Regions from separate parts of the Homo sapiens genome. Here region 2 is linked to region 1. A link is an interaction called in ENCODE POLR2A ChIA-PET data of the cell type or tissue named here. Cell type or tissue: A673. All regions are shown on one strand. Each heading gives the region's core, and the rest is flanking DNA. Links, peaks and the distances in the headings are about the cores only.

Region 1 (11,382 bases), core at 1,939-9,938:
ACCCTTTTCAACACTGGCCTTGGCAAATATTTTTTTTGACTAGGTCTCCAAAAGCAATTGCAACAAAAACAAAAATAGACAAGAGGGACCTAATTAAACAAAAGAGCTTCTGCACAGCAAAAGAAACTATCAACGGAGCAGACAGATAACCTACAGAATAGGAGAAGATATTCACAAACTATGTCAGATGACAAATGCCTAATATCTGACATCTATAAGGAACAAATACTTCAACAAACAAACCACAAATAACCCCATTAAAAATGGGCAAAGAACATGAACAGACACTTCTCAAAAGAAGACATACAAGTGGCCAACAGCCATGTGATAAAATGCTCAACATCACTAATCACCAGAGAACTGCAAATCAAAACCACAGTGAGACAGCATCTCATACCAGTCTGAATGGCTATTATTAAAAAGCCAAAAACAGCAGATGCTGGAGAGGCTGTGGAGAAAAGAGAACACTTATACATTCTTGGTGGAAATGCAAATTAGTTCAGCTACTGGACAGTAGTTTGAAGTTTTCCCAAAGCACTTAAAACAGAGCTACCATTAGACCCAGCAGTCCTGTTACTGAGATTTACCCAAATGAAAATAGATCGTTGTACCAGAAAGACACATGCACTCGTATGCTCATCACCATGCTCTTCACAATAGCAGAGGCACAGAATCAACCTAGGCGCCCATCAGTGGTGGATTAGATAAAGAAAATGCGGTACATAGACACTCTGTGATACTATGCAGCCATAAAAACAATAAAGTCTAAAGTCATGTCATTTGCAGTAACATGGATGGTGCTGGAGGCCACAAACCTAAATGAATTAATGCAGGGACAGAAAACTTTGTACCACATGTTCTTACTTGTAAGTGGGAGCTAAACATAGAGCACACAGGGACATAAACATGGGAACAATCGACACTGTGGACACTAGAGAGGGGAGTGGGTTGGAGAAATACCTCTTGGGTACTGTGTTCACTACCTGGGTGCAATATGCCCGTGTAATGAACATGCACAGGTACCCTCTGTATCTAAAATAAAAGTTGAAACAAAAAAGAAAAATGCTACCTCTATGTGACAACATTTTACTTGAAAGAATTTTTAACTAAAACGACTCTCTGCATTTCTTCCTCTCATCTTACTTGAATCACCTTAAATTATCCTGAAGTTATAAAATGTAGATGTGACGATGCATTGACTTTCCCAGATATTTAATTCATAAGATGCTACAACTAGATGACGCCAAGTGGATGGTACCGAATTTTAGTCGGTGACTGAACTGTCAAGAGTCTTTTGATGTGCCTATCAACTCACTGCACTCAAATGGGCAACTAAGACAGTATCTACTTTCACATGCATCCTTTACTGAATATAAAAATGTCATTTAAAAGTTTTAATTAAAACAAAAATAAAAATAAGAGGGCCTACAGTTAAAATTGCTCAGGAAAGGAAGGTCATTGGTCCTAATAATTATCCCTATTTGTAAAATGTCAGCACAGCCCTTCATGCCAGTATCTTTTGGACCACAATCAGCATTGCTCGGCTCAGTGCCCTGACAGCAGGGGGCGCTGCAGAGCAGGGGCTTCAAATTGAGGGTGCTCTGTTCCCCCTCTTCCAGCACAGAGGATGCTTGGTCTGATGAGAGCAGTTTCACAATGACAGAATGCACTTTCTTTTTCTTTTCGCAAACAAAACTTTTTTTTTTTTTGTTTGTTTGTTTGTTTTGAGATGGAGTCTCACTCTGTCACCCAGGCTGGAGTGCAGTGGCATGATCTCAACTCATTGCAATCTCTGCCTCTCAGGCTCACGTGATTCTCTTGCCTCAGCCTCCTAAGTAGCTGGGATTACAGGCGCCCACGACCATGCCCGGCTAATTTTTGTATTTTTAGTAGAGACAGGGTTTCACCATGTTGGCCAGGCTGATCTCAAACTCCTGACTTCAGGTGATCTGCCTGCCTTGGCCTCCCAAAGTCCTGGGATTACAGGCATAAGCCACCACGCCGGCCCAGAGCTATTTTTTGATCAAATTTTTTTTCAGTCCATCAGCAGACAAGAATGTGTTAATGTTCTTCCAGGCGCCCAGAACATCACTGTATGTTACGAGCAATGCAGCAGCTTTAACTCTAGATGCCAGAGCTGCCTTCAAACAGGAGCAGCCGCTGGATCTTAAACCATCCTAAAAATACCTCTTCAACTATTCCATTTCCTCTACTGCAGGAAAAAAGGAAAAGCACACAGGATTTGTGTGATTAAATACAGCTGTTGATGTAATAATAATAAACAAAACAAAAAAATACAAAACCTTCCAGGTAGGACCTTTTCATTCACCTACTCTGCTTGTGAAATTCTTACTAAATGTACATGCCTTGTTCTAGAAATGCCTATTGCCTTATGTATTCACCTTTTCTTGCAGAGAATAGATAAACATGTCTCCACAATATGAATTTCCATGAAAACCAGACAAATGCAATCACAAGATGTCCATCATGGAGATGTCTCCACTAGCTGGGACCCAGTGATCTTTAGACCTAACTTGATTCAGGTCCTAATCTGTGGCACTGAGTCTCATAGTCTTTACACACGTCCAACTAGTGTTTCAAGTAAGTTGAAATACGGACGTCTAATCTTACATGGGAAAGAATGGAGCTTTCTAGCCTGTGGGATGACATCTCCAAGGCACACGGTCTACTTGCTAGAGTTGAGCTGATGTCCAAAGGGCGTCGAGGTCCAGGTTTCAGGCTCTCTTTTCCTCAGTGTCCTTGGCACAGCTACTGCCTGCCTGGCCTGCCCTGGCCCTAGAGGGTGGAGCGAATCTGCAGACCCGGCCTGTGACCTAGCAGGAGCTTGCGGCCCGTGGGAAGACAGGCCGTCTTGGCAGGTGGTACCCAAGAGGTGACACAGCCATGCTGCAGGGCAGAGTGTGGCACCGAGCTCCATGGACGCAGGCAGCTGGAGAGTGGTAGGAAGGGCCGCGGACTGCCTGCAGGAGGAGAAAACTTCACCAGGGAGCGGCCTCTGCTCAGGTAGAGAGGCCATGGGGAAGTCGGGCAGGTGGAGGGAAGAAGGGAGCTCTGCAGGCGGGCGTGGTGGGGCTGGAGACAGAGGGCCAGGGAGGTGCACTCCAGAGGAGTCATGAAGGAGAGAATGAGCTGAGTCTGCAGCTGCCCAGGCAGTCAGGGGAGTTGTCTGTGTGGCCAGGAGGGCAGGGAGCAAAGAAGAGGAAGTGCCAAGATGATAGGAAGGTCTGAGCGCTGGAGAATTTGGAAGCTGGGAATAATCAAAAGGAGAACATGGGCAGAGCCCATTTGGGGGCTGGTAACCTGACAGGATTAGGCCCCCAAGGGTGGGGTGTGTTGCCTGGAGACACAGCAAAGGTGGAGATATAATAGGCCAGGGGTTGGCAACTTTTTCTGGAGAGGATTTTGTAGCAAATGTTTCGGCTTTGGGAACTGCGCGATTGTTTTTGTGGCCACTTGGCTCTGCCCTGCACTGTGGGAGCAACCGCAGCCTGCCCGCCAAGCCCTGAGGGCAGCCAGGTGCCAACGGCACCCTATGCATGGCATGGAAACAGAATTTCACACAGCTTTTATAGATCAGAAAATATTATTTGTCAATTGTGCTTTTCTGCAATTCTTTAAAAATGTCAAAGCCATTCTTAGCTCACCATGCAAAACAGGGTGGGTGGGCTGTGGCTTGGAGTTCCCGGGAGAGGGCAGGGCCCAGACACCCAAGTGGATGCTCAGTCCTCCTCCCCTCAGCCCCTCTGTCAGCCTGCGTGGATTTCTATTTCCTATAGACAACGTGAAGCCCCTTCCTCAGCAGCCCCCGCAGCTTTCCCTGTTCTTCCTTCTCACGGGTCTCCGTCCTGGCCTCCAGACCACTGGCTGTGCTCACCATCCTGTGTGTTTCCCTACTTTTGCATGATTTCTGCTCAAACTCTACGATCTTACCTAAAGTTTGCCACTTTGGTAAAGCACACGCTAATCCTGCAGGCAGAGGGACTCCTCACTTCACTGGGCAGCAGTGTGTGTTTCACTATCTTGTGTATCCTGAGGGAAGGCATGATAGACTGACAGATGGATAGGCAGACACACAGACAGACACATAGACAGACACAGATTGACAGATGGACAGCAAGCACTGGTGTGCTGTGTCTGGAAGGATGCAGCTGGTGAAGTGAAGATTTTGTGAGTGGTTTGATCACAGCTGGTGTGATTTAAGAGATGATTCTCCAAGGCTGTAGGGAAGGTCCTATGTTTTATTTCATTCTGTATCTCCATGGCCCTGACCTTTGGTTGCTAAGATCTGTACTTTTCTCCCTTACGACAGGCCCATTTCTCTGCCTCTTTTTAGGAACAATGACTCAATTCTTTGTGCACCTGAAGCAAGTGTTGGCAAAGATACATTGAAGAGTAACTGTAGACAGCAGTCACTCTGCAGTCAGAATCTCCTACCTGGTCCCCAGGAGTGGGGCCAGATCTCCTTGGATTACACCCCATCAACAACCTACCAGCCAGTCTTGTCCTAGTGGGCACTTTCCAGGAGGCTTTTTTTTTTTCTTGAAGATGGAGTCTCGCTCTGTTGCCCAGGCTGGAGTGCAGTGGCATGATCTCCACTTACTGCAAGCTCCGCCTCCCGGGTTCATGCCATTCTCCTGCCTCAGCCTCCTGAGCAGCTGGGACTACAGGCACCCGCCACCACGCCTGGCTAATTTTTTGTATTTTTAGTAGAGACGGGGTTTCACCGTGTTAGCCAGGATGGTCTTGATCTCCTGACCTCGTGATCCGCCCACCTCGGCCTCCCAAAGTGCTGGGATTACAGGCGTGAGCCCCCTCGCCCGGCCAGGAGGCTTTTAAAATCTGTCAGATGAGTCTAGTGAAATGGAAGCAGAGTGTCACTAAAAGCCCAGACTTCACGCCCACACAATACATCCGTGTAACACTTGCGCCTCTAAAATTTGTACACAAATAAGTGGAGGGCCGGCTCATTTTCTCACTGCACTGTGGCGAGAGGCTGCATTTCCTTTGCTCTGTTTTCCTGAAGCCCTAACATTCAGCTTTCAGCCTGTCTGCTCAATAGATGCTTGTTTCTAGGGGGTCGGCTGCAAAGCATGGCTCAGCTTTAGTGTCCACAGGAGGGCCTCTGCCGGGAATGCGATGATCAATGCCAGTAACTAACATGTGATGGCGCCACAGAGTGCGTCCTCACACCCATCCTGTCTCGGCTGATCTTCACTGCAGCCTCGCAAGGTCAGCAGAGGACACTCTTGCTTCCTCTCTGCTCCAGAAGAAACCCATGGCACTAGGCTAACTTGTCCAGTAGCATCCGGCTCCTAAGAATGACACCGAAAATCTGCTCAGTGGATTTGACTTCGGGTGCCCTAAAGGCACCGTGACCTGGAGACGGCTCTGCTGGTCATGACTTCACCCAGAAGCCCCCTTTCCTTCTCAGGCTGGAGTCTGACCTTAACAATGAAGCTGAAGAAAGAAATCAGCCCACACGGAACAAGAACAACAAAAAAACAGGTGCGTAAACATGAACATCTAGTGAAAGAATGGATCAAATCCCGGTAGAACGTCAATGAATTGGAAATCATATAAGCAGCCTTCAATTAGGAGAACTTAATTTCTTTTGATCCTTCACTTGTAGATGAACAAATGAGATGACAAGAAACCTGAAATTATTACAAAACAAACAACAAAACAAACCAACAGAACTATTTCTGTTATACGCTACAGTCACTCCTTTTATCCATTTATGTCTGTTTCTGACCAATATATGATACCTCCAAGAAATACTAAATTTCATTCACTATACAAATAAATTATTATTAAGGCAAGAAATACCATAGCTTAGAAAGATGTGCAGCAATTCCTGTAGAATAATAAAAATGGTTTCTGAAGTCCCCAAGCATTCAGTTTAAATATTGTGTGTGTATGTGTACTGTGATTTTAACTAAGTACCTTTTTCTTTGTTTTTGATACAGAGTCTTGCTCTGTCCACCAGGCTGGAGAGCAGCAGCACAATATGAGCAGCTGGGATTATAGGCATGAGCCACCATGCCCGGCTAATTTTTGTATTTTTAGTAGAAACAGGGTTTTGCCATGTTGGCCAGGCTGGTCTTGAACTCTTGACACCAAGTGATCCGCCTGCCTCAGCCTCCCAAAGTGCTGGGATTACAGGCATGAACCACTGCAGCCAGCCCCAAGTATCTTTTTCAAAGAAAAGCTTGATGACCTTTTTTAAAAAACTATTTCCTTCCCCTGTGCTAGAGAGCATCATGATAAGACTTCTAAATCATCAGAACATTTACACCCCAAGTCCCAATTGGTAAAACTTGGCAATTACGTCTATACAGCCTAGAATTTAAAGCAGACACATGGTTAGATAAATAAATAAAATTAAATAAATACAGTCTTCCCCTCTAATGAAAAGCTACTTACCAACTAGCTTTGTAGTGAAATGGTAACTAGTTCATACTCTAGGTAGTGGTTCAAATAAGCATTGGTCAAAATAAACTACCCCTTTCCCATGAAGCCCGTGGCACTGTGTTTGTTGCATGAGCTCTATTTTGTTGGTGCCACAGCTGCCACAAGCCAGCAGGGGACGAAGCTACGGCTCTGCCGGCAGCACCCCAGGCTGGGCCTTGTTTTGCCCCATCGTCCCCAGTCACAGGGGGACTCCGGTGCCGGTCTTCTGTGAAGAGGCGACAAGGAGGCCACCAGCTCTGGCTACCCGGCAATCACTGGCGAACTTCTCAAGGGTGCCGTAGTGTCGTGCAGGGAGCACCCCAGGGATTCTGATTTTATTGGTCATGAGGGCAGGTTGGGCATGAGAATTAAGAAAAAAAATCTCCCCAGATGGTTCTCATGTGCGTGCAAGGCTGAGAACACCAAGGAGATGGGTGCAGAGCTCCTCAAAGCTCCCGGGAGCCCAGGGCTGCCTGCTCTCCCCTGCACTGTCTGTCTCAGAGGCATTTATTTAAAGGAAGCGTATAACATAAGGGCACTGTCTTCCCAGTACCACAAAAGACAATAAGCCAGTCCATAGCTTCTCCCTCTCCACATTCCACGAGCAGCCGAGTGCGCTGTCTCGGAATTATTGAGGGGAAACCATCTCCTTCCTTCCCCTGAAGTTTTGCTCACCTACAGCTGTGTGGACCTGAGGGGCTTTCAGCTCCTGGGCTGTGCTATGAAAGTCCTGTTCTTTTGGTACCCATTGAGTGACCACCACCGCTCAACTAATTTGTAGGACATTGATATACACAACAACAACATCATCAATGGCAACGTGTCTCTCATGTATAAGAGTGTGCACCTCCTACCATCATCATATCCTTTGGGGGATATATCCCTGGTTTGCACCTTGGGAGCTATGGCTCGCTTGCCATAAGTATGGTTGTCGTAACTGTTGTATTCAAACGAGGTCTTGGAATATTTCTCGAGCTCCTTGGCCAGGTTGGAACGCGGCGTAGTTGTGGGGACATTGTTTCTGTAGCCATACTGAGGAATCTCCAGCTGCTTCACAAAGCACATTGGCCTGGAAGTAAACAAGAAAACAAACAACAGCTTGCTTTCCTGTGGCTTTGTACACGACGAGCTTCACATTAAAACTAGAATATCTTACTTTTTTAAATGTGTTAAACAATCAGAACCTTGCACTAAAACTACAACTTTTTTATTTTCTGAATAAAAGACAAAATGTCTTTTAATTATATAGCATCAAATAAACTGCCTAACAGTCAACTTCGGCAATAAAAAAGGACAAGAAATAAAATCTTTAAATATGTCCTTTTTTCCCTCTTTCCTGTAAGAGGTCTGGTGGCTTGGTGATGACATGAGATATGAGGATGGGGACAATTCCAGTCCTGAAATTTCTTTGCAACGGTTACAAAGAGTTGCCGAATTATACACAAAGATGTTGCCTCGATAAAAAATCCCCCTTAAAAAGTAAGATGAGGTAAAGAAATACTCTTAGGGACATAGACTGAGACAGAACCAGATCAAAATGTACCTAACTGGACAATGAGGTAGGCTAGGTGGTAATGTACCTTGTCAAGTACTAGAATATGCATTCAACGTTTTTATCTAGTAGTCATTTCTTAATGTCTTTGGAATAAAATATTTAAAAGGAAGGACACTGGGTCATTGCTCACTCATAGACACCATGTCGTGTGTGTGTGTGTGTGTGTGTGCGCGTGCGCGCGTGTGTGTGTCCACCTCTTCATCGGTCTAGCTCATAAGAGGAGTTTTTAGACTTTATACTTGAAATAACTTTAGACTTGCAGAAAAGTTGTACAGAGGTTTTCTTTACACCCTGACACCAAATTCCACCAATGTGACCATCTTCATAACCGTCAGACAAGAGCAAAACCAGGCGACTAACATTAGTATGGAGTTCTTTCCTAAACCAGAGGCTGTATTTGGATCTGACCAGTTTCTCCACAGATGTCCTTTTTCTGACACAGCCATGCAGGGTCCCACAGTGCACTAAGGGTCCTGCGTTCTGTCCTCCCCCTCGACAGCTCCTCAGTCTCACCGGGCTCAAGGCTTCATGGATTGGACACTGAAGAGCTGGTCAGGTTTTGTAGAATCAGATACAGACACATTCTTTTTTTTGTTGTTGTTGTTGTGATGGAGTCTCGGTCTGGTGGTCTGGGCTGGAGTGCAGTGGCATGATCTCAGCTCACTGCCACCCCCACCTCCTGGGTTCAAGCGATTCTCCTGCCTCAGCCTCCCGAGTAGCTGGGACTACAGGCGTGCACCACCACACCTGGCTAATTTTTTTGCATTTTCAGTGGAGACAGGGTTTCACCATGTTGGCCAGGCTGGTCTCAAACTCCTGACCTCAAGTTATCCACCCACCTTGGCCTCCCAAAGTCCTGGGATTATAGGCTTGAGCCACCACGCCTGGCCATAGATGCACTGTTAATCGTAACATCCTACAGTCTCATCTGCCATCTTTGTATTTTTCTCAAGTGATTCTCCTGCCTCAGCCTCCCAGGCAGCTGGGATTACATCACGAACCACCACGCCTGGCTAATTTTTTTTTTTTTTGAGACAGAGTCTCGCTCTGTCCCCCAGGCTGGAGTGCAGTGGTGCGATCTCGGCTCACTGCAAGCTCTGCCTCCCGGGTTTACACCATTCTCCTGCCTCAGCCTCTCGAGTAGCTGGGACTACAGGCACCTGCCACTGTGCCCAGCTAATTTTTTTTTGTATTTTTAGTAGAGACGGGGTTTCACCATGTTAGCCATGATGGTCTCGATCTCCTGACCTCGTGATCCACCCACCGCCTGGCTAAGTTTTGTATTTTTAGTAGAGACAGGGTTTTGCCAAGTTGGCCAGGCTGGTCTTGAACCCTTGGCATCAAGTGATCCTTTTTCAAAAAAATACTTACAGACCTTTTCACATCAGCATCATTTTACACACTATAAAGCTAACAAAATATTGAATTTTAAAAGCAGAGAGTTTCTTGTTGAATTTTTATCATTCTAAATTATATAAAATGTATTCCAAATAAAGACCCAACCAAGCAGGAAAAAACAAAAGGTGGTGAATTCATGTATTAGTGTTAGGTTCATAGTCAGCTTAGGAAGGACAGTAATTTTTTTTTTTTTTAAGACGGAATTTTGCTCTGTTGCCAGGCTGGAGTGCAATGGCATGGTCTCGGCTCAATGCAACCTCCACCTCCAGGGTTCAAGTGATTCTCCTGCCTTAGCCTCCTGAGTAGCTGGGATTACAGTCTCCCGCCACCATGCCCAGCTAATTTTTCTATTTTTAGTGGAGACAGGGTTTCACCATGTTGGCCAGGCTGGTCTCCAACTCCTGACCTCAGGTGATCCACCCGCCTCGGCCTCTCAAAGTGCTGGGATTACAGGCGCCAGCAACCACACCTGGAGGAAGACAGTAATTTTTGAGTAAGATCCTATTTCTTGATTACTAGTATCAGTAAGATCTGCAAATATTGCCTGTACCTCTAGCACAAATGTGAAATTTTAGCAGATATATGAAATTATAATATCAGCAGGTACAAACGTGTACTGTTTAGGAAGGAAACTCTTTGGCAACTGATGTGCAAACAATATTTTGATTGTTCTCCCTGGGGATGGAAATCTGAGGGGTTTTGATTTGTTCCTTTCCTAACTTATTTTCCACAAGTATTCTTGTGTGTCTGAATAAATATATTTTCTCTTGAGTCCTTGCTCTCTTCCTAAAGGTGATGCACACAGGCACACCAAAATCATCTATACTTGCCTTACAGGTAACAGGTTTAAAACTATTGTCTTGCTTTTTTATGATTATTTTCATGATTATATTTTGCTTTTTTATGATTCACTGAAAAAATATTTAGAAGACACAAAAGCTATTTTTTAAAAAATCGCCTACAGATCTTCTAGAGACAAAAACTTTTAAGGTTTTGGTGTATTTTTTATGATTAACTTAATGCATTTTATATTTACTTTAAATAGTTAGAATCTTACACTTTTACATATTTTATGCTTCCATTTTACATGAGATTTAATTTCCCTTTTTGTTTCTCAGGCTTTAAAAACAGTTCTTAATAGCAGAATGATATTGAAATCAATGAATATTATACTATTTAACTATTTTCCAACTTTTTCATTTTGTTGCTGTTATAAATTCTGACTTAATAGGCATCCATGTAGATAATGTCTTTTTACTCTGATTATTTCATAAATTTATATTGGTTTTGGTGCAGTTACAAAGTTTTGATAACTGAATTTTTTAAGAAAAGAAAGTCAGATTTTAGACTGATAGCCATATCTATACTTTTATAGCAGTATTGGATATATATCCAATTATATATATGTAAATTGGATATTGGTTAAATATCCAATTTATTTACCAAATCACCAATACATGTATTGCGATTTCATTAATTTAGCCGATTTACTTCTTGTCAAATCAATAAAATCATGTAATAATTGACTGTCTATTGTCCTTGAGACATTTTCCCAGATAATATGATGGTACATAAATGAATAAACCTGTAGGCCTTGCTTTAAAAGATGCTGGGGCAGGCTGGGCATGGTGGCTCATGCCTGTAATCCCAACACTTTGAGAGGCTGAGCCAGGAGGATCACTTGAGCCCAGGAGTTTGAGACCCACCAGAGCAATATAGGGAGACCCTGTCTCTCCAAAATAATAATAATAATAATAAATAAATAAAAAATAATAAAAAAAATATTAGCCAGGTGTGGTGGTGCATGCCCATTGTCCCAGCTACTCAGGTGGTTGAGGCGGGAGGATTGCTTGAGCCCAGGACATCAAGGCTACAGTGAGCCATAATTGTGCCACTGTACTCCAGCCTGGGTGACAGAGTGAGACCCTGTCTCTAAAAATTTTTTTTTTAATTAAAAA
Region 2 (11,382 bases), core at 1,135-9,134, 57 kb before region 1:
GTGGAACACTGAACTGTTTCCCCTGCGCAGAAGGCCTGACCCATTGCAGATGGAAGGATTTTCTGGAACAAAGTGTATGTGCCTGGTGGGACTGATGGGTTCAGCACACAAAAGACCACGCAGGCACATGCAGCTACACAAGCGTGTGTTTAAAAGATACCACTTTGGGACAGAACCATGGCTTTTCAGGTGGAAAAAATGCAACGTCAATAAGATGTCGTGGCATTATTTTTAAAGAGGCTGTTTCGTGCTTTTCTCAAGAGCTAGAAGACATTTATTTGTCTGGCCGTATCTTCTGGAGGCCTTAAAATGCCCTTCCAGCTAGAGAAGATCCTAAGCTGCAGAGACGTCTCATGAAGTCTCCTGGAATCGGGCTGACACAGGGACACGGGACAGGTGTGTTCCTGGGAACTTGTGAATGGCAGGACCAAGACACACACCAGGGCAGCAAAGGCGCCTGAAGGAGGCAGGGCCTGGCCTAAGCGCTCCTCATGTGTCCTGAGCAGTGAGTTTGCCTGCATTGTTTTTATTAACAGAAAAGTTTGCATTCCTCAGAATTTGCATTACCTATTTATTTTGACAAATCTTAATTTATTTGAATAATTTATGCTTTAATTCATTTTTATTTTGTTTTAATTAAAACTTTTTTCTGGGGATGTGAAGTGAGGCTTACTGTGTGGGTTTTTGGGGCCCAGGCATGGCTGGCGTGGGATGGGGACAAACACCCCCTTGGGCAGCCCAGCGGTAGTCACAGGCTCCAAGCTCAGTGTCCACTGCAGCCCCAAGCCCTGCCTTAGAGCAAGGCAGGGTATAACTAAACTATTTTTATAAGCCAGAATACCAGTGAAACATCCGCTTGTGATGTTGTATTTAGTACCTTCAGGAGCATTCACCAATCTGCCATTCCCAAGAATTCAGCTGCTTTTCCCACCAAGAGGAGAGGGAAGGCTTGTTTTTGGGGATTTGGGTTACATGGAACCTCAGATTGATGGATATCAGCTTATTGCTGGACAGCCCATGTAACTTTTCAGCCAATCAGCAGATGTGCTTTGGTTTGGGTCTAAGTTATCTGACCTTGCATTTGTGGAAATCTCAAAGAATGGCCACTAAGACCCGCTGTCTCTTTTTCTTGTTGACATATACTTGCTTTGCTTGAATGCCTCGTCCCCACATGGCAGCCCTGCTATGGTTCTCAGCCCCACTGGTGCTCATACCTGATGGGTTCTTGATCTTCTTTATCTTCTTTGCTCTGTGCTATCCTGATACCACTTTTCTTTGCTCTTGGGCAACCTGAAAGGCTAAATAAGAAACACATTTCAGAAAGCACCCCACACCGTTGATTTCAGTGAGCTTTCTTTCTTTTTTTTTTTTTTTTTGAGACAGAGTCTCACTCTGTCACCCAGGCTGAAGTGCAGTGGTGTGATCTCGGCTCACTGCAAGCTCCGCCTCCCGGGTTCACGCCATTCTCCTGCCTCAGCCTCCCAAGTAGCTGGGACTACAGGCGGCCACCACCACGCCTGGCTAATTTTTTTGTATTTTTTAGTAGAGACGGGGTTTCACCGTGTTAGCCAGGATGGTCTCGATCTCCTGACCTCGTGATTTGCCCACCTCGGCCTCTTTTTTTTTTTTTTTTTTTGAGACAGAGTCTTGCTCTGTCGCCCAGGCTGGAGTGCAGTGGTGCGATCTCAGCTCACTGCAAGCTCCACCTCCTGGGTTCACACCATTCTCCTGCCTCAGCCTCCCAAGTAGCTGGGACTATAGGCGCCCGCCACCACGCCCGGCTAATTTTTTGTATTTTTTAGTAGAGACGGGGTTTCATCGTGTTAGCCAGGATGGTCTCGATCTCCTGACCTCGTAATCCGCCCCAGTGAGCTTTCTTAACCGACGAGGCTGTGACTTGATTCTCTCCAAAACCTGTGCTTCTGGGCACAAAGTCAAAATTCAGGAGGAGAGTTCTTTCCCTGTGTCCTCTCCAAGGCTCTAGGCACCGTCAGTCCCCTTTCAAGAAAGTTGGGAGACTGGGGTGGGCTAGGATGCTGTGAACGGGAGAGAAACTGGTCCACCGGGAGGGAGCAGAAGCAGTCGGGAGTCACCAGGAAAGACGCTGGGGGAGGTTTTGTTGACAGAGAGCGCGGGAGCGAGCGCACACGGATGCGTGCATGTCGGGGGTGAACATGGCAGAAAAAAGCAGCCTCCCAGCCCCATTCTTGGGTACTCTGTCTCTCACAGCAGCTTCCCAAGCACTTCCATCTCAGGTTCGTGTCTTGGGAGACAGTGATGGGCTAGTGACTTATTCCAGGCTTCGGGTTGTGCCTGCAGACGGGAGAGTGGGAGCTGGACACGCCTATTTTATTTAATTTTCAACCTCTTGGGTACAGAGGCTTTGGACATGTTTGTAAAGGGAATTTTTTCAGCTGGAACAGAAACATACACACACATACACATCACATAAAATAATACATAAAACAAATGGGATTTTTGGAAAAGAATTGAAGAACCAGAAATTGGGCAATCTCCTGCCATGCTATTGGGTCTTGTGGAAATCGCGGGCCCGGCGCTGGCACACGGGTGGGTCCAGGTGGGAGGCCACTCTTCTCCCTGGCTTTCCTGAGCTCGGGGATAGTTTTCTTGGTCAGTTCTGATTCTTGGAAACACGCAGATTCCCAGGAGGAAGTGCTCACTCCCCTAAAGGGAGGCTCCATCCTGCCTCCCAGGCCTTGGCCATCCTCCTCCCTGTTCAGGTGGGGGCAGCACCTCAGCACAGGCGGGTGTGGGAAGGTTCGGGAAGGTTCGGGTTTCGTGTCTGGGCAGAAAGGAGGTTGTCAGGGCCCCACAGCGCCTTCACTCCCAGGCCCCTGCTGCCCCACCTCCTGGAGCCAGCGGGGAATCCTCCTGCTCCTTCCCCTGTCTCGCTCTTCACAGGAAGAGGAAAGAGGCGGCGAGGCGAGGGCACCTGAGCTCGCTGCCTGCTGGGGCCTTTCTTCTCCCCGCCCTCTTAAAGGAGGGAATCTGGAAAGAGGGGCCCGCCTGTGCTTCCCCCGACCTTTCCTTCCTCCCTTGGCCTCCTCCGCCCCCGCCCCACCCTCTGGCTCCTGACCTGCCTGCAGGTCGCTGGGGCTCTGAGGCCGGCGTGGGTTGACCTCACGTCCACCCCTGCACCCCACTGACCGCTGCACAACTGCGCGGATGCCCCAAAATTAGACTCATCGTCCACGTCACCAACCCAAAGCCCCAGTCCAGCAGACCGGGTGCGTCCTTGCTGAGTTTTGCTTCCCTCAGGTTCCGTTGATGTCACACCCAAGGCCTCTCCTCGTCTGTCCAGCTTCCGCTTCCAGGCGCTTCCGCTTCCAGGCGCTTCCGCTTCCAGGCGCTTCCGCTTCCAGGCGCTTCCGCTTCCAGGCGCTTCCGCTTCCAGGCGCGCGGTGCTAGTACCGGCCCCCGGGCTGGGAACACCTCCAGGCCAGCGCTTTAGCATCATCCGAGGCTCTCCGCTTCCTCAGGGGGACCCGAGTTCTTCCACGCGACTCGTAGGCCCCGCCATCCTCGCTGGGCTCTCCCTGCAACCCTTGCCGCCATCCTTCGGGCTGGCCGATGTCCCTGCCTTGTCTGTGGCTCGTTCCCAGCTGCGTGGCCTCTGCATCCTGCAAGAAGCCTGGGCCTGGCTGTCCTCACAGTGCGGCCGCTGCAGGCTCACACGGTTCTCTCCTCTACAGGCTCCTCTGAGAGGCGATGCCTGGGAGTGTAAACCATGCGAGTGTTCCTCTGCGGTTCCCCAATTCCTAGCCCGACGCCTTGCACAGAGCGGGTCATTCAATGCATGAATGAAGAAAAGAGGAACCAAGGGGGGAATTACGGTATCCTACCCAGGGAGAGTTACTACGGTATCCTACCCAGGGAGAATTACTATGATGTCCTACCCAGGGAGAATTACGGTGTCCTTCCTAGGGAGAATTACGATATCCTACCCAGGGAGAATTAAAGTGTCTTACCCAGGGAGAATTACGGAGTCCTACCCAGGGAGAGTTACTGCGGTATCCTACCCAGGGAGAATTACTATGGTGTCCTTCCTAGGGAGAATTACGGTATCCTACCCAGGGAGAATTAAAGTGTCTTACCCAGGGAGAATTACGGAGTCCTACCCAGGATCCCATCTCCCCAGATGTAGGATTGCTGTGGGGGAAGCCGAGCCCCTGACTCCACCACAGAGGCCGAGCTCCTGTAGGCCCTGCCCCCTGCCCTGTCCCTGAGTCACTCCCTGTGGACTTGGGAGCCAGGGACAGCTCTGGGCCACCATGGAGGCCTGGGCTGGGGGCAAAACTAAACCAAACAGAACAAATCTGCAACAAGATTTGGCTCCGACAATGCGGTGGCCTCCAGGAAGCCTTGGCCTTGGCACAGGGCTGCTCTAGACTCCTAGAATGCCTGCTCTGGGGCTCAGGAGCTCTCATCTGAAAGCCATGTCTGTTGGTGAGAAGAGGCCCTGTGGTCTCTTCTGGGGCACTAGCCCAGGGCACCTGTGAGAAGCCTGTGCTTGGAGGGGTGTGGTCTTTACCTGCCCCCACTCACTTGGTGGGCAGCTCGGCACCTGTGCCCCACGGGGTCCTCTCTTCCACACGCCGTAGCCCAGGGCCTCTGTTCCATCCCTAGCACAGCAGGACCTAGCTTCCCCTTCAGCACTGAACACCCCCAGGAGTCCAGGGCCCCCCGCAGCACCCTGTTCTCACTGTAGCATCTTAATGCATGGCTGGAACCTTTATACTGCTTACTTCTTGCTACTTTTCATGCTTGATGAAAACAAGGGAACGTTTCCCTACCCACCAACTAAGCACTAGAACTCTAGGAGCAATGGAATTAGAACTTGTTCAGTATTTAAAACTTCCCTTTTTGGCTTATAACATAGGATGGAAAGCCAGTACTTGCTATGGACCCCAGAGTGGAGATTCTCTACAGAATGACTATTTGTGAGAAGGATCTGAGCGGCCACTTCCAGGTATTGCGCCAAGGGAGAGAAGGAAGAGGCGATGCTATGTATAGGCTGTGCAGACCTGGCCCGAGTGTCTGTGCTTCGGCTTCCTTGTCTGTATTTTGGGGCAGAAATACCTGCATCATCGGCTGTGAAAACTGGAAGTGATAACATGATACATACAATGCTGGGCACAGAGAAGGAGCTCTGTGATTTTAGATCCTGACTTTCACCTTTATCTGCACTTGTGATCCCTTCTTTAGGGCCCAGATTTGAACCTAACAAAAAGTCGCTCCCCCTCGTCTTCTCCTTCCAAATTTTAGAAACATAGGGGTTCATTTGCAGGCCCTTCCCGAGCCCTGGAGGGAGGGGAGCAATCCCTCCTTTCCTGGGCATTGGAGCTACAGCTCCATGCTCTGCTCAGGGCTCACATCCACAGTTCATTTCTTAGGATTTGGATCCATCTTCCTTTTTTTTTTTTTTTTTGAGACAGAGTCTCTCGCTCTGCTGCCCAGGCTGGAGTGCAGGGGCATGACCTTGGCTCGCTGAAGCCTCCGCCTCCCAGATTCAAACGATTCTCCTGCCTCGGCCTCCTGAGTAGCTGGGATTACAGACTTGCACTACTACACCTGGATAATTTTTGTATTTTTAGTAGAGATGACGTTTCATCATGTTAGCTGATCTCGAACTCCTGGCCTCAAGCGATCTGCCTGCCTCAGACTTCCACAGTGCTGGGATTACAGGCGTGAGCTACCACCGCACCCAGCCACCATCTTCCATTTTTAAAAGTGTCGTTTTCTTTTCGTGAATGAGTTGGAACAGCTCATCTGCTGGTGACTCTGGAAGCTGTTTTTCTCCTCTCACCTTCCTCCTTTGCTCACCTGAATATATCATAAGAATCCCAAAGTTAATGTGTTTAGACAGAATCTAAGGCCCACTCCTCCTGGTGGGCTTCTTTATACCGGATGATGATGTCCCCCGGCTGCTTGCTGCATCCCAGGCCCTCCCTCTTTAGCGCCTGCCTTCTTCCCCAGGGGCCCCTCCCACTCCTGGCCCTGCTGGTCACGGCCCCATTGCTGCTCTCCTCACCTGCACCAGCTCTTCTCTCGGCTGCCACTGTCACCATCCAAGTGCGCTTTTGACACCTGCCGTCTCTCAGCAGCCCGCTGTCTAGGCTAAAAGCTAAGCCTGCACTTGGGTGAATACCCGTTTTCCAGCAAATAAAATTTTACCCCCTTATACTGAATTCAACGGGACTCCTAAAGCAAGTTCCGTTTGTAGCTGCTCCCATAGGCTTAGACCTGAAACTGTTGCCAAACTGAATTATTCACTGTCAAATGTGCATTGATGTTGGTGTTATAAGACGTTCTGTAATACTGGTCCTTTGCTTGGAATATCCTTCTCTGCATGACCTCCTAGAGACCCTCACCATCCCTCATGCAGTGGCTCAGCGTCGCCTCCTCTCTCCTGGGCTCCAACCCACCCTGCCTTGTCAGAATTCAGACATGACTTACTCATTATCTTTAGGCTTTGATAAGTACATACATATTTGAAAAGTATCTTTCAGGTCAGATTCCCACCCTAGTGCCATCCCGACCTGGAGGCCTCAAGGCCACTGCCCTGAGGTGCGCCCTCCTGGAACCCATCTCAGTTTCCCTTAATTGTGCAGGAATGCGTGAGAGTGCGCCAGGCTGGTTAGCTTTTATGTCTTTCCTCATAATTACCTGTACCTCGAGGCTAGGAACACCTTAGTTATCACTGTTCCTTAGCCTCGGGGACAGACTACGTACTCAAATAGGTATTTACTAATTTACTAGGTTTCTGGAATTCCACGCTGGCATTTGGGATTATGTTTAAATGATTAATAATTTCCTAGACAGAAACTGTTTTCCACAATTCACAGGGGCTTGTCATATGTCCACATCTTTATCTGGAACTTTGTAAACGATGGAAACGCTGTAAGGGAGAGCTCTGTGTTCTCTGGGGGAGGGAAAGGCTGGGGGTGAGCACACGGACAGAGCATACGGACAGCTCCAGCGAGAAAGGGCCAACAACAGGTGAGTGCAGGATTATGAGAAACTGGAGGATTTGGGATCCCGGGAGACATGTGGTCAAGGGCAGTGTACCTCGTGGCCCCCAGGCCAAAGTGGTGCTAGGGTGGGTGTCCGGCCCGGAGCCCAGGGGCAGAGCACAGACCTCACTGACCCTCTGGCGAAACAGCTCTATGCCCCGCATGAGAATGGATCCTGTGACCCTCCGGACCCTCTGACTAAACAGCTTTGCACCCTGTGTGAGGGCAGATACTGACAGGGTTGGACAAGCACCACCTTACAAGGTTCCCAAGGCCCCCTGGTGAGGAGCCACCTCTCCGGATTTTGGCAGCGGGACCTGAGACTCTCCAAGGCAGACTTGCTCCTGGCTCTTCTGCATGACATCAAGCCTGTTTCTTCACTGTCTTCTTCAGGACCTGGTGATGTCTCCATTTCACAGCAGGTAAGGCCTTTGGGATCCCTGTTGAAAGTCCCCACAGCACACTGGAGTGGCATAGGTAGACACTGTCTGGCCGTTTGACTGCCATGCTGGAGGCTTCGATTTTGCGCATTATTGTAAAAGAGCAGAGTGGAAGTGCTCCAGGTGAGCACAGGCGCTGACAAGACGGGCAGCTGAGCATCTCTGTGCCCGCGCATCTTCATTTGCAGTCAGGATACCAATAATCTCATAGGATGGTGAGATTATAGATGTAAAATACTCACTGTAATTTCTGGTACATAGCAGGTGCCCAGTGAATGTTCTTTTGTGATTAGAGGCCATTCGGGAACCGTAGAGGCCACAGGGTGTTCTAGTGGGAGTCGGATTCCTGGAGCATCATCATTTGTGGAAAATGTGGACTTGACTTCTGCATTGGAACAACTCCAGGGCCCTTGGAGCTCTTGCTGCTTGCCTGATCCTATGAAAAACGCATGTGGGACGGCTGCGCAGAGAGAATGAGGAGCACCCCTGGGCAGGCCTGTCTGGCGGGACCTGGAGACTACAGGTGAAGGAGAAGGCCTGGGGGTCGGAGAAAAGAGCAAAGGGAGACTACAGGTGAAGAAGTGGGCCTGGGGGGTCGGAAAAAAGAGCAAAGGGGTCTGGAAAACAGGATTTTGAGGACACACTTAAGAAACAGTCTGTTAGTTTGAAAACAAGAGTATAAAGAGGAGCCCCATGGATGACTGTGAATGACATGGAAGCCTTTGTAGGCATTTGGTCAACAGGGCCTCTGTTCACTGAGGACGGAGAGTCGGCAAAGCAGCGGATAGAGGATTGTTTGATAGAACATCACAGCCAATAAACATTTGTTGAAATGGACTTAGGGACGTTTTAGATGCTATGTGGAGGCCAGAAAACACCACCGCTAAGAGGCAGGTACAACCCCACCTTCTCTAGGTGGTTTAGGCACACCTACTTCCTCCAGGGCCATCCTAGGCTCATGGGGCTGCCAGGAGGTGGGACTCGGAGTCAGACGACATGGGCTCCAGTTGCAGCTCTGCTACTGAATCTCCTGGCCCCTCAGTTTCCTCAAATTCAAAAGTTAATGAAATCGCTAATTCTCAGCGCATCTGTGGAGATGGTGGAGGACAGCTCCTCACCCAGTTTCCCAGAATGGGCCCAGGAGAAGGCTGGGGCTTGGCCTCAGTTTTCTCTCAGATGGGAGCTGGGAATGCTCTGCAACTGCAGACAGAATTGGAGTGTGTGCCTTTGTCCTGGGAGCAGGAGGGAGAATTCTACAGACACCACGGAAGCGCGAGGCATTTGTCCTGGGAGCAGGAGGAAGAATTCCAGACACCACGGAAGCGCGAGGCGTTTGTCCTGGGAGCAGGAGGGAGAATTCCAGACACCACAGGTGCGCGAGGCGGATCTGTGCTCTGAACAGGTTCAGGATCATTGTTTGGTGACTTCCCCTCTCACAACAGCCCACAGTACAGGAGGAGGATGCCTTGAACCCACACAACTACCTTGAATTGTGGCATAACTGAGGGAAAAAGAAGGCCAGTGAATCATCGTCTAAGTGGCGTTTGCCTATAGGTAACATTATCTTCCTGTTCCTGGGAAACAGACAATAGAAGATTAACATGAAAAGAAGTTCCTCCTACTTGCATTTCTGGCCACCAAGAGCCAACAGACCTTTAAGAGTTTCCTTGTTTGCTTGTTGGCTTCTGTCTGTCTGCAGCAGCTCATTTACACAGAACTGCACTTGTTTTGCTGGGGCCTCCATCTTCCTTTAGCGGGGGCTTTATGTAAGGACTGTCACGTGGAGGCAACACTTCTGCTGAGCAACGTGCCCAGCCCCGCTTAGATGTCTATACTAGGGAAGCTGTTACTAGAACAAGTAACGTCACAAGGTGCTCCACCTTCAGTACGCTAAAACCCCGAGAGGGCTCTGTCTAGGTCTCAGATTTGTCAAACACAAATCACACTTACTTTCCAACTCCATTGACTTAACCCTGGGATCATTTACTCCAGGCATAGATGGTAGCTTAAATTTGAGCTTAGATTTTAATCATGGGTTTGTGCTATATTAAGACTTAACAGTCTAAGATATATGTAAAATGAATAAAATGTTTAACCCACATGAGGACTAAATTTACATGATGCCAACTCCCACCAAAAAAAAAAAAAAATCAGAAAAACAGACATTTGGACACAAAGTGACCAGGAAGTGTTCACCTTACGGGGTGCTGACATTACGCCATGCCGGAAGCTCTGGCCACGTGAGAGGACCAAGACATCGCTTTTCTAAGATGAAATAAACACCAGCATGGAATGTTCTTGTCTTTGTATATTTAATTGGAGTTTTACAAATTTTTTTTTAATCTAAACCAGTGATTTAATTCTGGCAATCTTGTTGGACGGCGCGACTCACTCGTGTTCTACCAAATGTGGTGGCTGTTTCTGTGCTGCCTGGTGAAGCCACATCAATGTCATAAGCCCTCTGCTGCCCTGGGTCTGTGGCAGTGGTCCCCCCAGGGGACACTCAGCAGTGACTGCAGGCATCTTTGGTTGTCACGAAGGGGTGGATGCTCCTGGCATCTGGTGGGTGAGGCCCAGGGGTGCCGCACAGGTCCCACGGTGCGGAGGACGGCCCCCACGGCAAACAGCCATCTGCCCCCACTTGCCAGCACTGCAGAGGCTGAGGAATCTGGGTGAAGAGCTTGCAACGTTGGCACGGAGTCTGGAGAATCCTCCCACAAGTTGCATGCTTCATTTTTCTTTGGTGGCATTCACAATGTGTGCTTTTCATAGACACGTGCTGTTTAAACATAGCTCTCAAATGGCTGGGATGTGAGCACAGGAGCGAGTTACCTTCAGTGAGATTTTAATGACAAAACAATCATCCTGTGAGTTCTGTTTCTAATCCAAAACGCCAGCCAGTCAGGTGAGGGTCCCCCACTCTGACTGTTGGGATCTGGTCACTCAGGGACAGATAGCAGGTTTCACTCAGCTACTCTGTACAGACAACCGTGCTCTAGGGGGCGGGGTGGTGAGGGGGGGGCCATTATCCACTGCTGACAGTGTCTTTAACTCTCCTAGCTTCCTTTATCTCCCTCTCTCCTTCCCTTCCCTCGCTCCCTTCCCTCCTGCCCCTCCCTCCTTCCCTTTCCTTCCCCTTCCCTTCCCTTCCCCTCCCCCTCCCCCTTCCTTCCTTCCTTCCTTCCTTCCTTCCTTCCTTCCTTCCTTCCTTCCTTCCTTCCTTCCTTCCTTCCCTGTCTTTTCTCTCTTTCTTTTTTATTGCAAGCAGTATGTTAAAAGCAGGAGGCCTCATCTGCGTCTGGACTGCGTACTTTATAAGCTAAAATTTAGAGAGCTGAAAGGGAGCAGCTACCTTACAACTTCGTTTATTTGATAGATGCAGCACTGTTTCCCATACAGGGAGACTTCACTTTAAATCGGTCTTATTTCAGAAACATTCTTGTCTTTACCTCAGCATTGGCTGTTGGTACATCTAAACATGACTTCACCATTCACAGCATGTAGTGGATTCGCCTTTGTGTGGACGATATGTTCACAAAGGTTTTCTTCTTGACCAAAACTTTAGTTGAGCTCCTCTGGGTCCTTTACTAGAATGCACCCGACCTTGGCTTCCCTCTCTGTGCTTGTAGGATCCAGTTTGAGCAAGAATCCTGCTAACTCAGTTTAAGAACAATTCCCCACCATCAGTGTCGGAGCATTTGGATATCCTACCACCCTGGCCGGCCATCAGCAATGACAGCAATGATCCCATCAAGTCCGTCTGGCCAGAAATCCCTTCTCCTTGGTGCTTCCCGTGGGGAATTTTCCATCCACTGACCCCAATCTGCTCCTTGGTTGTAAATCCCCACTTGTCCTCATTAGGGTTTGAGCTGAGTCCAGTCTCCCCGACTACAGGAGCTCATTGCATG

Evidence for each region. Peaks named below come from ENCODE experiments on the same cell type or tissue, not always from the same donor. Only the 100,000 strongest peaks of a DNase experiment are listed, where the experiment ranks them.
Region 2: POLR2A ChIA-PET joins it to region 1 with 8 read pairs; 1 of 35 experiments calls an interaction of 5 or more read pairs at or near these places.

What each region holds. Positions count from the first base shown.
Region 1 is chr2:1,895,755-1,907,136 of GRCh38, forward strand. MYT1L (myelin transcription factor 1 like) reads right to left here. Exons shown (of 25, transcript NM_001303052.2): 14 at 7,326-7,540. Among named protein-coding and RNA genes, the nearest start is that of PXDN, 160 kb to the left of the region's middle. In A673, for the core only: CTCF peaks have their summits at 5,184 and 5,386; a DNase peak (open chromatin) is centred at 5,187.
Region 2 is chr2:1,839,546-1,850,927 of GRCh38, forward strand. It overlaps MYT1L (myelin transcription factor 1 like), which reads right to left. Exons shown (of 25, transcript NM_001303052.2): 20 at 1,215-1,298. It overlaps LOC107985838 (a long non-coding RNA gene), which reads left to right and starts at 3,438. Exons shown (of 4, transcript XR_007086191.1): 1 at 3,438-3,527; 2 at 3,714-3,854; 3 at 4,901-4,990. RefSeq lists enhancers at 2,253-2,907, 3,562-4,216, 4,217-4,870. In A673, for the core only: no CTCF peak of the experiment used is centred there; no DNase peak of the experiment used is centred there; H3K27ac peaks cover 2,790 bases.